Regions from separate parts of the Homo sapiens genome. Here region 2 is linked to region 1. Evidence: chromatin contacts called from ENCODE Hi-C data. All regions are on one chromosome and are shown on one strand. Each heading gives the region's core, a stretch centred on a gene start or an enhancer-like site at or near the end of the contact. The rest is flanking DNA. Distances are from core to core; before and after follow the strand shown.

The links. Hi-C counts contacts between places; a loop is a spot of excess contacts on that map. Pooled maps may share reads with other maps.
Region 2: a loop to region 1 is called in a map of B cell, with 24 times the contacts of the local background. The contact joins the promoter of ODF2L here to the promoter of ZNF326 in region 1. A Hi-C loop is called at or near these places in 2 of 168 maps with a recorded cell type or tissue (B cell and CD8-positive, alpha-beta T cell) and 6 of 50 pooled maps.

What each region holds. Positions count from the first base shown.
Region 1 is chr1:89,992,937-89,999,076 of GRCh38, reverse strand. It overlaps ZNF326 (zinc finger protein 326), which reads right to left and starts at 3,967. Exons shown (of 12, transcript NM_182976.4): 1 at 3,804-3,967; 2 at 923-967. The coding sequence starts at 3,819. It also overlaps the pseudogene GEMIN8P4. RefSeq lists enhancers at 3,252-3,301, 3,183-3,748, 3,749-4,315 and a silencer at 3,522-4,161.
Region 2 is chr1:86,393,043-86,399,182 of GRCh38, reverse strand. It overlaps ODF2L (outer dense fiber of sperm tails 2 like), which reads left to right and starts at 2,860. Exons shown (of 17, transcript NM_001366781.1): 1 at 2,860-3,150. RefSeq lists an enhancer at 2,886-2,935.

The DNA of each region.
Region 1 (6,140 bases), core at 2,718-5,217:
ATTTTCAATTTCCAGCTCACAAATACATTCTTCAGTACTAACTCCCTATATGTTAAGCCTTTTTAGCCCACATGAAATCCAAAGTTTATCTTAATCTTTAAAGATAATGAAATAAAAATTAACTGTTCAGTAATTATTCCCATAAATGGCATAGTCTTTAGTATACATTTGCTTCAGTTTTACTTTGTGAATATATTCTATTCTGTACGAAAGTTGGATTTTACATTTCTCTGGCAATCATGATATTTAATGCCTCAAGTCCTTCATATGTTTTTTAACCTGCATTAATTGTTCTGTGTTCTTTTTTTGTATTATTATCTTGTGTGGCAGGGCCCTAACTCTAATAACTATCAAAATGACATCCAATTGTATTCTACATACCTCTCATGATTCTATCTAGTTCTATAGTCACAAGTCTAATGTCATGCTCATGTCAATAAACAATCAAGCTTCTTCATGTGCTCCTCTAGACAGCTCTTTATATACTAACACATTTGGACACACTGAAGAAAATGACCTCAAAAACAAGGTCAAAATGCATTACAATACAAGCTATATAGAACCAAGCCAATAATCCACTTAGTCTACATTACTCAATACCAAAGCCTCTAATTCAACCAAAATAACTCAGCCAGTGTCTTGTGATTCATCACTCAGAATGTAGTTAGGCCCTTTGGAACACATTAAAATAATCATAATTCAAACAAAATGGACCAAAAAAAAAATCAAACTAATGTGAATAACCCCTAACATTTTCTGATAGCACATTCCCCAATTCAAATACTATATATAGTAAGACAATATTAACACATAAATGATATATCAAGAACCAAAACAAGGACTGAAATAGGTAGAACTGGCCTTTTACATTGATACTATATTTTTATGCGCATGAAGAGAAAAGCTGAAAGAGGATACTTACCATTAAAGCCCTGATAAGTATTCCTGCAGGCGGAGTGTGTGTAATCTATGAAGACACATTTAACAAAAAGGAATTAGTGTGATATTAGCAATAATTCAAAATTATATGCCGATCCAGTAAAAAACAAGCACAATTTTTAAAATGACATTAACCCAATTATCTGCAAAACTGAGAATAGTTAAAACAAATAATTACCAATACTCCATTCCAGAAAATGTATCTCTTTTTTCTTCACTATCTCCCCAAATGGTAGGTTTATTATCCAAATTATGGTAAACATTAGTTTACAACACCTGATACATAATAACAGCCAAAAGAGGGGATTCAGCACTGATTTGTACCAAGTAACACAAAGGCAGATAGATTAAATTATGTATCAAATAATGCAAAAGCAAAGACATCTGAGAATTGTACGTAACATGAAATTTTTGCTAAGTTAATTTCTTTTACCATTTAATTTGCTCTTTAAAGATTTCAAGATCTTGGCCGGGCACGGTGGCTCACGCCTGTAATCCCAGCACTTGGGAAGGTGAGGTGGGCGGGTCACGAGGTCAGGAGTTCGAGACCAGCCCGTCCAATATGGTGAAACCCTTTCTCTACTGGAAATATAAAAATTAGCCGGGCCTGGTGGTGCGTGCCTGTAGTCCCAGCTACTAGGGAGGCTGAGGCAGAAGAATCACTTGAATCCAGGAGGCAGAGGCTGCAGTGAGCCAAGACTGCACCACTGCACTCCAGCCTGGGCGACAGAACGAGACTCTGTCTCAAAAAAAAAAAGATTTCAAGATCTTATCTGAGACATGCATATGCATATACATATATGACTGTGTTCTATATTCAAGCAGAATGTGTCATCACTGAAAACCATATTGCCAATTTCCTCATCAAAACTAATTTAACAACTGTTAAATTCTTTAGTTAATTTTACAAATATATACTGAAAGAACAGAATTTAATATAGTGGTCATCTGGATACAACAGAATCCTGCTACACTATACAGGAATAGATTCATATATGGTGTTAGTCAAACTCCATCTTCCAAATACAGCAGTGGTATATTTGGGCAGTGAGACAGGGCGTATTTCATCACTAATATTGTTTAGAATTTCTATCACTGACACTGTTTAGAATTCTGGCATATGGCAATAACAGAAAGCAGACATACTACATTTTATTATTGTTTTTCAATTCTCCATAGAAATGGATTCCCTTATTGCCTTGGGTGGGGAGTGGAAAGAACTGTTTCTACTGCCCCACCTCCACTTTGTTAGCCTCTGCTATACCTTGGGTGTTGGCATTATCATCAAACTACAGCATGAAAATACAATAATATATTTTTTATTTTCACTCCCAACTCTGGCCACTTCAAATATTCATAGTTTTTTGTTTTGTTGTTGGTTTTTTGTTTTTTTTTTTTCAGACGAAGTTTGGCTCTTGTTGCCCAGGCTAGAGTGCAATGGCACGATCTCGGCTCACTGCAACCTTCGCCTCCCGGGTTCAAGGGATTCTTCTGCCTCCGCCTCCCAAAGTGCTGAGATTACAGGTGTGAGCCATCGTGCCCAGCCCAAATATTCATAGTTTAAAGGTATCTACATCAAAATGAGTTAAAGTCCAACCAAAACAAACAAAACCACGAGAGTGTGCTACTCTTAAGAGCTGAACTTACTATTTCAAAGTAACTGAAAAGTATCTACAAGAGGGCTATTCCAGTCCCCTTTCACAAATCTGTACCTAGATATGAAAGCTTTAATTCTTTGTTGCATGAAATGTTATGAAAAATCAAAAGCTCATCGAGTAAGACATATGCTGAGATCACACCTCATTTAAAGATCATTTTTTTGGTGGGGTTAAAAGTTTACAGCCTACTTAGTGAACTGGTTTTACTTAAGCATGCCTGGTTACTCAGGATTAAATCCAGTTTAATCACATAAGTCCTTTCCCATGTCTCCCTAATGTTGTCACTACATACCACTTTATCTTGACACCAATTCCAAGCAAGGTTTGAAAACAAAAGTGAAGACCAAATTAATATTACTTTGTGACCCTGTAAAAGTGGTTTAAAGAATTAGTATCTGAGACAACTGAAAAGTATTGCTAAAATACAGTTTATTTAATCCGTAAGTCAAACACTTACAAGGCTGTGTACAGGTCTAAATGTGAAGGACATTTGATGCTTGCTGTGCCAAAATTCTGATTAACTTAAATCCTACCTACACACGATCCAAAGAAAAGTGCTTTGGTTCACATAAATATTTCAAGTTAGGGATTAATAAGCAGGTAATTTTTGGTGATAAACACCCCAGTTTACTAACCAGGAAACATCTTGCTTTCCATTTTGCATAGATATTTATCTATACATATCACTTACAGACACCCTTTCAACTCATCTTAAACCGGGACAAACAGAAACATCACTGTGAACAAGCCTCTGAAAATTCTATCTGGCAAGAAGTAACCCGAGGCTGAGGATTAACTAAACGGACGGTCTGGGTCGCTGCCCTGTGGGGCGAATGCGAGACTAGGTGGGTGAGGCCGCACTCGCCCGTTTGCCCGAGACCGGGAAGTTGGAGACGTCGGGGCAATTTCCACTACCAGGGGCCAAGGCGAGTCTGGGGCTCCAGCCCGGAGGCTCTCGCGCTCTAGGCGCGTCCTACCGGACACCGAGTTCTCTTGTCTCCGCCGGCAGCGGGCGCCGAGCGGGCCGAATCGGGGCGCGTGGGTCCCCAAAGAGGCCGACTCCGGGCGCTGGGCCCGGGGCGGGCGGGCGGCCTCCGGGCCCGCAGAACAAAGCCCACACGGCCATCTTGAGACGGTAAACAGACCCCCTGCGTAGGCCACCCCGCCTCCTGCCAGCTGCGCCGACCAGCCAGAGGCAGCGCTTACCGTCCTCGAAGTCCATGGCAGAGGCTGAGGGCCGTCGGCCTTGGCGGCGCTAGGCTGAGCTATGGCCGGCGGCGAGCGTCCGCGACCCGCGATTCCACACGATCACTCCGCGCGACCGAGAGCGGCGCGCTACCAGCCCGGGAGCCGCAGGCCACAGCGAGGCTGGGGAGGCGGGGCCGACCGGCGCTACCAGCCCCATCGGCGCGGCCTGCTATTGGCTGACGCGGGCTGGTGGGCGGGCCCTCGCGTGGGGGGCGGGAAGCAGGTCCGCTGTCACGCTCGGAGGTGCTGACCCTCTGGAGCCGCTGACGGGGAAGGAAGGTAAAAAAGGAGCGCTAAAGATTGGCGGGGGTTGTGGGAAAGCAAGCCGAGTGTACGGGAAGGGCCGGCTGCGGCCCGCCATGTTTGAACCTGGCAAGAGCGAAAGAAGCCGGTTGGAATGCCTTCTTCCTGCCCAAACTAATAAAACCGCATGCCTACCTTTTGCTTAGTATTGGCTAGGGATGACTAATCATAACATTTGTAAGTACTTACGGGGTTTCCTCCATGGAGACACAGAAGTCTGGGACGTTTCTAGAAGCCTGTGGCAAATTTGAAAAGCAAGATACAAAATAGCGTATGGAGTCTGATTATCGCTATGTCAATAAATTTTCTTAAAGGACAAAGCACTGAAATAAAATGGAAATAATAATTCTTTTAAAAAATTTTTAAATTATTTTTATAGAGATGGGGGTTTTGCCATGTTGCCCAAGCAGGTCTCCAACTCCTGGACTCAAGCGATCCCCCCACCCCCAGCCCCGTCTCCGCCTCCCAAAGTGTTAGGATCACAGGCGTGAGCCAATGCGACCCGCCTGGAAAGAATTCTAAAACATGGCCTGCTTGGCCACCGCCCAGGATCTGCAAGCTGCGCGCCCACAAGTTTCGGCACCCATTTGGACTTTCACAATCGGAGATGGCAGTGGTGAAGGCATCAACATCAAAAGCTACCAGGCCTTGGTATTCTCATCCAGTATATGCAAGATACTGGCAACATTATCATCAAGCAATGGCTTGGATGCAAAGCCACCACAATGCCTACAGGAAGGCGGTGGAATCCTGTTTCAGTCTTCCATGGTTCTTCCTTCCTGCGCTTCTTCCCCAAAGCTCTTACGATAACCAGGCTGCGTATCCTCAGTCCTTCTATGACCATCATGTGGCCTAGCAGGACTCCCCCTGCAGTTCTTCACATTTCAGAGGGTCTGGGCAACATCCACATGGCAGCAGTAGGATCCAGGCATCCACAAGAGAAGACCAAGCCTTATCCAAGGAGGAAGAGATGGAGACCGAGTCAGATGCAGAGGTAGCATGTGACCTGAGCAATATGGAAATCACCGAAGAGCTCCGCCAGTACTTTGCAGAGACAGAGAGGCACAGAGAAGAACTACTGCGGCGGCAACAGCTGGATGCGGAGCGCCTGAACAGCTACGTGAACGCTGAACACGACCTGTACTGCAACACCCGCCGGTCGGTAGAGGCCCCAGCTGAGAGGCCTGGTGAGCGGCGCCAGGCCGAAATGAAGCGTTTGTACTGGGACAGCGCCGCCAAGATCCAGGCCATGGAGGCTAACGTGCAGCTGAGCTTTGACAAGCACTGTGATCCAAAGCAGCCTAATTACTGGCCGGTCATCCCCCCGAAGTTCTGAGCTCGGGGCACAGGGCACCCAGCCTCTTCCTCTTCCTTTTGGATACGCGCTCTTCATCTCTCCTTCTGTACATTTCTCAGGGAAAGGGGACTTTGTACTGAGGTACAGGCACGTTCACCACAGTCCCAGTGGGCCTGTCACGGGGTGGATGTACTGTGCCAGCCACTTGGAGGTCGGCAGGACATATTCTGTTGCCAACATGATAAATTTTATCCTGACATAAAATGATAATTTTGTATATATTATACTGGTTTTTTATGTTGTCAGTAACAGTTCAATTCATTAAAGTTCTTGCCTAGAAAAAAAAAAAAGAATTCTAAAACATGAACGATGATTCTTTTTGTGATGACTTTTTATATACACATGATTATGTGTTCTTCTATATCTCCAAATTCTTGAGCACTTTCATAATGTAAAATATATATTTGGCCTAAAACAAGATTTATTATTTATTAATGATTAGTGTTTGTTAAAAGTTCTCTTTAGCCAAATATTATGTTTCATTTTCTTTGAAGATATACTTAGTGATGCGGAGGTGGGGGGCTCTCTTGGCCATTTAAGTCAGTGGTTCTTGATTGTGACTCTACTCTGGAATCCTCCAGGGCACTTTTAGTAAGTGCCAATACTCAGGTTTCACTTCAGGGGTTCTGATTTGA
Region 2 (6,140 bases), core at 1,611-4,110, 3.6 Mb after region 1:
CTTTGGCTGTGGCAAAAAAAATGTCAAGAACCACTGGTCTAGATCTAAAGTTAGATCCCAACATGTTCCAGGGTATAATAAAAGATCTGACCTGGGAGAAGGGTTTCATACCAAAAAAGTGCAAGATTTTGCTTATTTATATTGGCAGAAGACTATAGAAAATGATAATGAATTCCAAGTGTGGCAGACCAGGGATGAAGGAATATTTTTGATGAGACCAAGATATTAATATGAATACATTTACCAGAGACCATAATTCACTGTTCTTGCTTTGAACATCTAGGAGTGGCTGTCAAGGTTTGCTCAGTTGGTTGATTGAAACTAAATAAAGTTGAGATGTTAGAAATCTCTTGATTTTAGAGGATTGAATTAAAAGACTTAGGGAAAGGGGTAACGAAGAGAGGTTGATTAATGAGTGCAGACATACAGTTAGATAGAAGAAATAAGACCCAGTGTTTGACAGATAAGTAGGGTGACTATAGTTAACTATAATCTATTGTATATTTCAAAATAACTAGAAGAGAACAATTTGAATGTTCATAGCATAAAGATAAATATTTAAGGTGATGGATATCCTGACTATCTTGATTTGATCTTTACACATTACACATTCATATAAATGTATCCAATTATCACATGTACCCTGAAAATATGTACATCTAGTATGTATCAATTTTTAAAGAAGACTTAGGGAATAGTACTGTATGAATGGATTTATCATATGTTACCCAGTCATCTCCTTTCAAAGGTGTTCTGAGAGGGCCAAAGGACCTTCTTTTTACTAAAGCATTGAGAAAATATAGGGAATGCCAGAATCCTTTAAAAGCTCTGTAGCTGCTATTCTATAAGCCTGGGGATAAAGATGCTGCCATTGCATGAAATCCCTAATTCCCTAATGGAAATAGTAAGATCCCAAAGTGATAGAGGCCAAGTGATACCACTGAGCCATCAGAGATGAGATATCTGTTGATACCATGATACCAGCAGGGTGTATCATATTGTTTGACTAAGGGGGATCTTTAGGAGTTGATAATTAATCACTGCCCCTATAATTGAAATGGATAGTCTGCTAAGATTCTACTTAATTTGTACAGCAAAAAATTTACCAGAACTAATGAAGAGACCTGAATGTCATAACCTTAAAGGAGATTTACAGCATCTTGACATTGGCTTTTTGACTCATGGCTATTATAATAGGAAGACAAAGTGGAAGCCTTTGGAACTGCCCTTATCTACTAAAAGATTAAACCAAAGGCAATACCATAGTCCTAGGGGAATTCCAGTGATTAGTGGCACTATTAAAGAGTGCAAAGATGTAAAGGTGGTGATTCTCCATCACACTTTCATTTAACCTTCTGTTTGTCCTCTGCAAACAGGTTATCTAAAATGTTGCTTTTTAATTTTGAAGTATTATTTGTATTCAAGTATCTTTATTCTATTTCATTGCCTGCTATTTTTACATTCTAGTCCCCATTTGTTGCCATGAAGATAGAAATCACAATTTCTACCCAACACTGTAGTGTTGCATCCTGCACACAAACGTACTTTAGTGAGCTCATATGTTTATGTTTATGTATCATCTATGGCTTTTCTTGGTAAGACAATGGCAGAGTTAAATAGTATCACAGAGACCATATGACCTGCAAAACCTATTAATAAAATATTATCTGGCTGTATGAGCACATTTTCATACTGCTATAAAGAATTGCCTGAGACTGGGTAATTTATAAAGGAAAGGGGTTTAATTGACTCACAGTTCAGCGTCGCTGGGGAGGCCTCAGGAAACTTACAATCATGACGGAAGGTGAAGGGGAAGCAGGACACCTTCTTCGTTAAGGAGAAGTGCCCAGTGGAGGGGAAAGAGCCCCTTACAAAACCATCAGATAGCTTGAGAACTCACTAGCATGGGGGTAAACGGCCCCCATGATTCCATTACCTTCATCTGGTCTCTCTCTTGACACGTGGGGATTATGGAACTGCCCCCATGATTCAATTACCTTCACCTGGTTTCTCTCTTGACACGTGGGGATTATGGGGATTACAATTCAAGATGGGATGTGGTCGGGGACTCAGAGCCTAACCATATCACTGGCCCTTTACTAAAAAATTTACTAATTCTGTCTCCCGCTTTAAATTATGAAAGGGACAATTACAGTACTGGTGGAAAAACATTGCTGGAGTGCTTTAGTGAAACCAATTATTTAGGTAGCAGCATGCCACGGTTATGGCTTAGTTGACAGTTACTCTACTTGTGAACTTCATAGGTTGGTGTACGATTCTTAACATGAATATTAAGTAGAGGCATTGAATGAAGATATTTTTCCAATTAAAATCTTGCTTTGCTTCTTCAGGACTTTATAAACCAGACCAGCTGGCTGTGGCACAGATACGAAAGACTTTGAGACCCTGAAGGCACCTTGCAGAACATCCTCAGGCTTCCTCATTTAACAGGAAAAAACCTGAGGCCCAGGGAGGCATCTCAGCTAAAAATACTACTATACATTTAAAAGGAGGTTTCTTCCGGTCGCAGTTGCCTTCACGTTTTCAAATCTTCTCTTTAAAAAGCAAAAGCAGGGCACAACCAGGCCAAGCGCCAGAAAACTCGGAATTGGCTTTATTTCCTTTTTTTCTAGTTGGGCTCGGTTATGATTTTCGGTAACGTACACAAATGCTGTCCTTGTCCATAAACAAACGCTTAAAAAAAAATGTTTACCCGAGAAACAAGGATAGACACGAAGCTGCCCTCCCTGCCCCGTTCCTCACCCTCTCCAATAGCTATAGGCGCTGCCCGCCGTCCCTAACCCGGACCAATCGGCAGCCTGCTGCGGGCCTGACGGGAGGGGTGGGGCCGCCGTTGCCAGAGAAGCCACTAGCCGGTTACTAGCTGCGCTTTTGTTCCACTTGAGCGGGCACTCTTCTGCGGCAAGCAGGTCTAGGAATTCGCCTGGTTCCCACCTCGCGTCCCTTGCCTTCCTTCCTAGTCTACCCACTGTAGTGCCCCCTGCGTCCCGCTCCCTCCTAGCCGACTCAGAGCACAAGAAGGATTGCCACGGTTTCCATTGCAGCAGCCGTGGCGCCTCTGACCCTTTTTTTATATCGCGGCGACGGCGGGCTGTCGTCACGACGACGTGCGGACGCAGCGGCGGGGGCGTAAGTACGCCTTTTGGGTTGGGGGCGACTTTGTGGGGAGCCTAGCTGCTGCTGGGCGTTTACCGCGGGAGCCCTTAGCGGTCTGGAGGTGAGGGCAGTGGTGGGTCCCGGAAGTAAAAGGCCCTCGCGCCCACCCAGCCCCCTCCGCGCAAACCCTCCACCTCCCTCAGGCTGACTACCTGGCCTGGGAAAAGGGCGGCGAGACTCACTCTTAGGAAGGGTGTGGTCCCCGGGACATCAGGGCAAATGTTAGCGTGAGGTGGGCTTGTGCAGAACGAAGTCCTGACCGGGCCGTTCCTGGATATGGTTGCATTTCTTTCAGAAATAGTGACCTCTTAATCATTGGGCTGGTTTTTAATCGCCCATCATGTGATATATCAGATTGTAGGAAGCCCTGGGGGCTTCGTAAGTGAGGTATATTACAGGAATCCTCAGGAAATAATTCCTTCTCCAGGATTCCTCTAGGTTCCAGCCCCTATAGGCGACCCCTGTAGTGCGGGATTGACCTAGGGTCGTGGAGAGTGCTAAAGGCCGACTTGTGTTCAGTCCCAGCTCTGCCACTGAACCCGCTGTGTGGCCTTGTCTAGGTCACTGAACCTTCCTGGATTCCTTACTGATAACTGTAACAGTAATCATCACTTTGGGGTGGTTGTAATACGAGATTAAGTAAACGCAGGGCCATTAAGGTGGCACCGAATGTAGGTGGTTAGTGAGTGGTGGTGCTTGTTGTTTACTGAGAATAACCATACTGGGGCTGCTGTTGGGGATAAAATCTATTTCGAAGACAGTTTCCTCATCACGCAACGCATAGTACGGTTTCAAGTGTTTTTGAATGAATGAGGTTCTTGGAGTTTTAAGTGCAACTGAGTTAAGGTTAAAGAAACAAACCGGGCCGGGCGCGGTGGCTCACGCCTGTAATCCCAGCACTTTGGGAGGCCGAGGCGGGCGGATCACGAGGTTAGGAGATCGAGACCATCCTGGCCAACACGGTGAAACCCCGTCTCTACTAAAACAAATACAAAAAGTTATCCGGGCGTGGTGGCGGGCGCCCGTAGTCCCAGCTACTCGGGAGGCTGAGGCAGGAGAATGGCGTGAACCCAGGAGGCGGAGCTTGCCGTGAGCCGAGATCGCGCCACTGCACTCCAGCCTGGGCGACAGCGCGAGACTCTGTCTCAAAAAAAAAAAAAAAAAAGGAAAAAGAAACAAACTGCAGAAAACCTGTCTGCTTTTGAAATTAGTTTGATATTCTGCTTATAGTAAGAATGTCATGATCATGTTTATGATTTGCTTTTTGCTTCTCTTTTTCATCTTCTTATTTCACAATGGATGTGTATTTATAGTGTAGTTTTTCTATCCCAAAAGTTCCTTGTGACAAACTTTAGAACAATGGAATTTAGTGATCTGGTCGCGGTCTGCTCTCTCTCTTTAGAATTGTAGTCTGTGCTTTTAGCTAGCTCATTCATCACTCATTTCCTTGTCCAGAACAGTTTTCATCTTTTGAATCTAAATTGAACTTATGAGTATTAAAACCTGACTGAATAAAGGCAAGTTTGTGTGTTACTTTTTGCTTTGTAGATTTTTATATTTATGTTTTAGTATCTCATGGCTTTTTTTTTTTTTTGAGATGGAGTCTCGCTCTGCCGCAGTGGAGTGCAGTGGCGCGATCTCGGCTCACTGCAACGTCCGCCTCCCGGGTTCAAGTGATTCTCCTGCCTCAGCCTCTCGAGTAGCTGGGACTACAGGTGCCCACCACCACGCCTAGCTAATTTTTGTATTTTTAGTAGAGATGCGGTTTCACCATCTCATGGCTTTTAATTCAAAACTGAGTTCCACCAATTCCTTACTTGTAATCTTGGACAAGCTATTTAACCCTTCTAAGATTTAATTTACTTATTTATAGCTTTTTAATAACAACCTTGTGAAGCTTTTGTGAGATGATGTTTATAAGGTCAGTCAGTGCTCTGCTCAGTAAATGGCAACAGCTGTCGTGTTGAAGGAAAGGAATATGCTTTATGTTTGTCTGGTACAGGATGGTGACTTTATTTGGGATTAGACAATATTCTGAACATCTTTGGCCAGGTCTTTTTCCGGGTAATTGGGCTCTATATGGACACTCAAAAGTGTCCGAGTTTAAACAGTAAATAATTTAGTCACCCTAACTTATATTTGAGAACCTAATCTATGCTCCCCACTGTGTTAGGTAATTTTTTAGGGCAGAGAGTGATGCGTATTATTTGTCCTCACAGTTAATAGCAAGTTTAAAAGAGAACTAAAATATGAGCATTTATGGAGCAGTTAAATTCTAAACTATATGATTCTGAAAATACTTTTGTTTAGAGTTCTTGATGGGCTGGAGAAATCAGGGCAACACTTTGAGAAGGAAATGGAATGTTGGCTTTGAAGTACATGCCGTGTTTACAGAACAGTCACTCTTGCTGTCAACTCTTCTTCCTATATTATCCAGTCTGCAGCCCATCTTTTAAATATACATCCTTCTTTTTTCATTGGAGAGAGGGATTACTAATTTGTTATCTAATCTAATCTCTCTGTATCAGAAAACGTTTTTTCCATTTTGGTAGCTTTTACGCATAAGATTTATTTTCCAGCTTTTTGCCTGTTTCCAAGATTCCTATCCTTTTTTTTTTTTTCATACAATTACCTCTCTAGTAAACGTTTGACTAGTGTCCAGAATAGTAGGGGGAAAAAAAGAGGATTCCTGTATCTACTTTGTGTTCCTTGCTGAATATGCCATGGTGACTTTTTTCAGTAGAAGCTGTGTTTGAAGCCAGTGGAAGTTAGTTTTCTAAGAATTTGTGTTTGGCAAAACAAAATGTGCAGGTTTCATATGCTATTCTCTTCAGAGATATTGTTTTAAAATACATATTCATCTGAAGTTAGTTAATTTACTTAGTCTGATCTAGGTGTTAAGGAAGGTCATGGACCATGATTTTCCTTTTTCTCTGACCATGGCTAGCATCATGGTCCCTGAG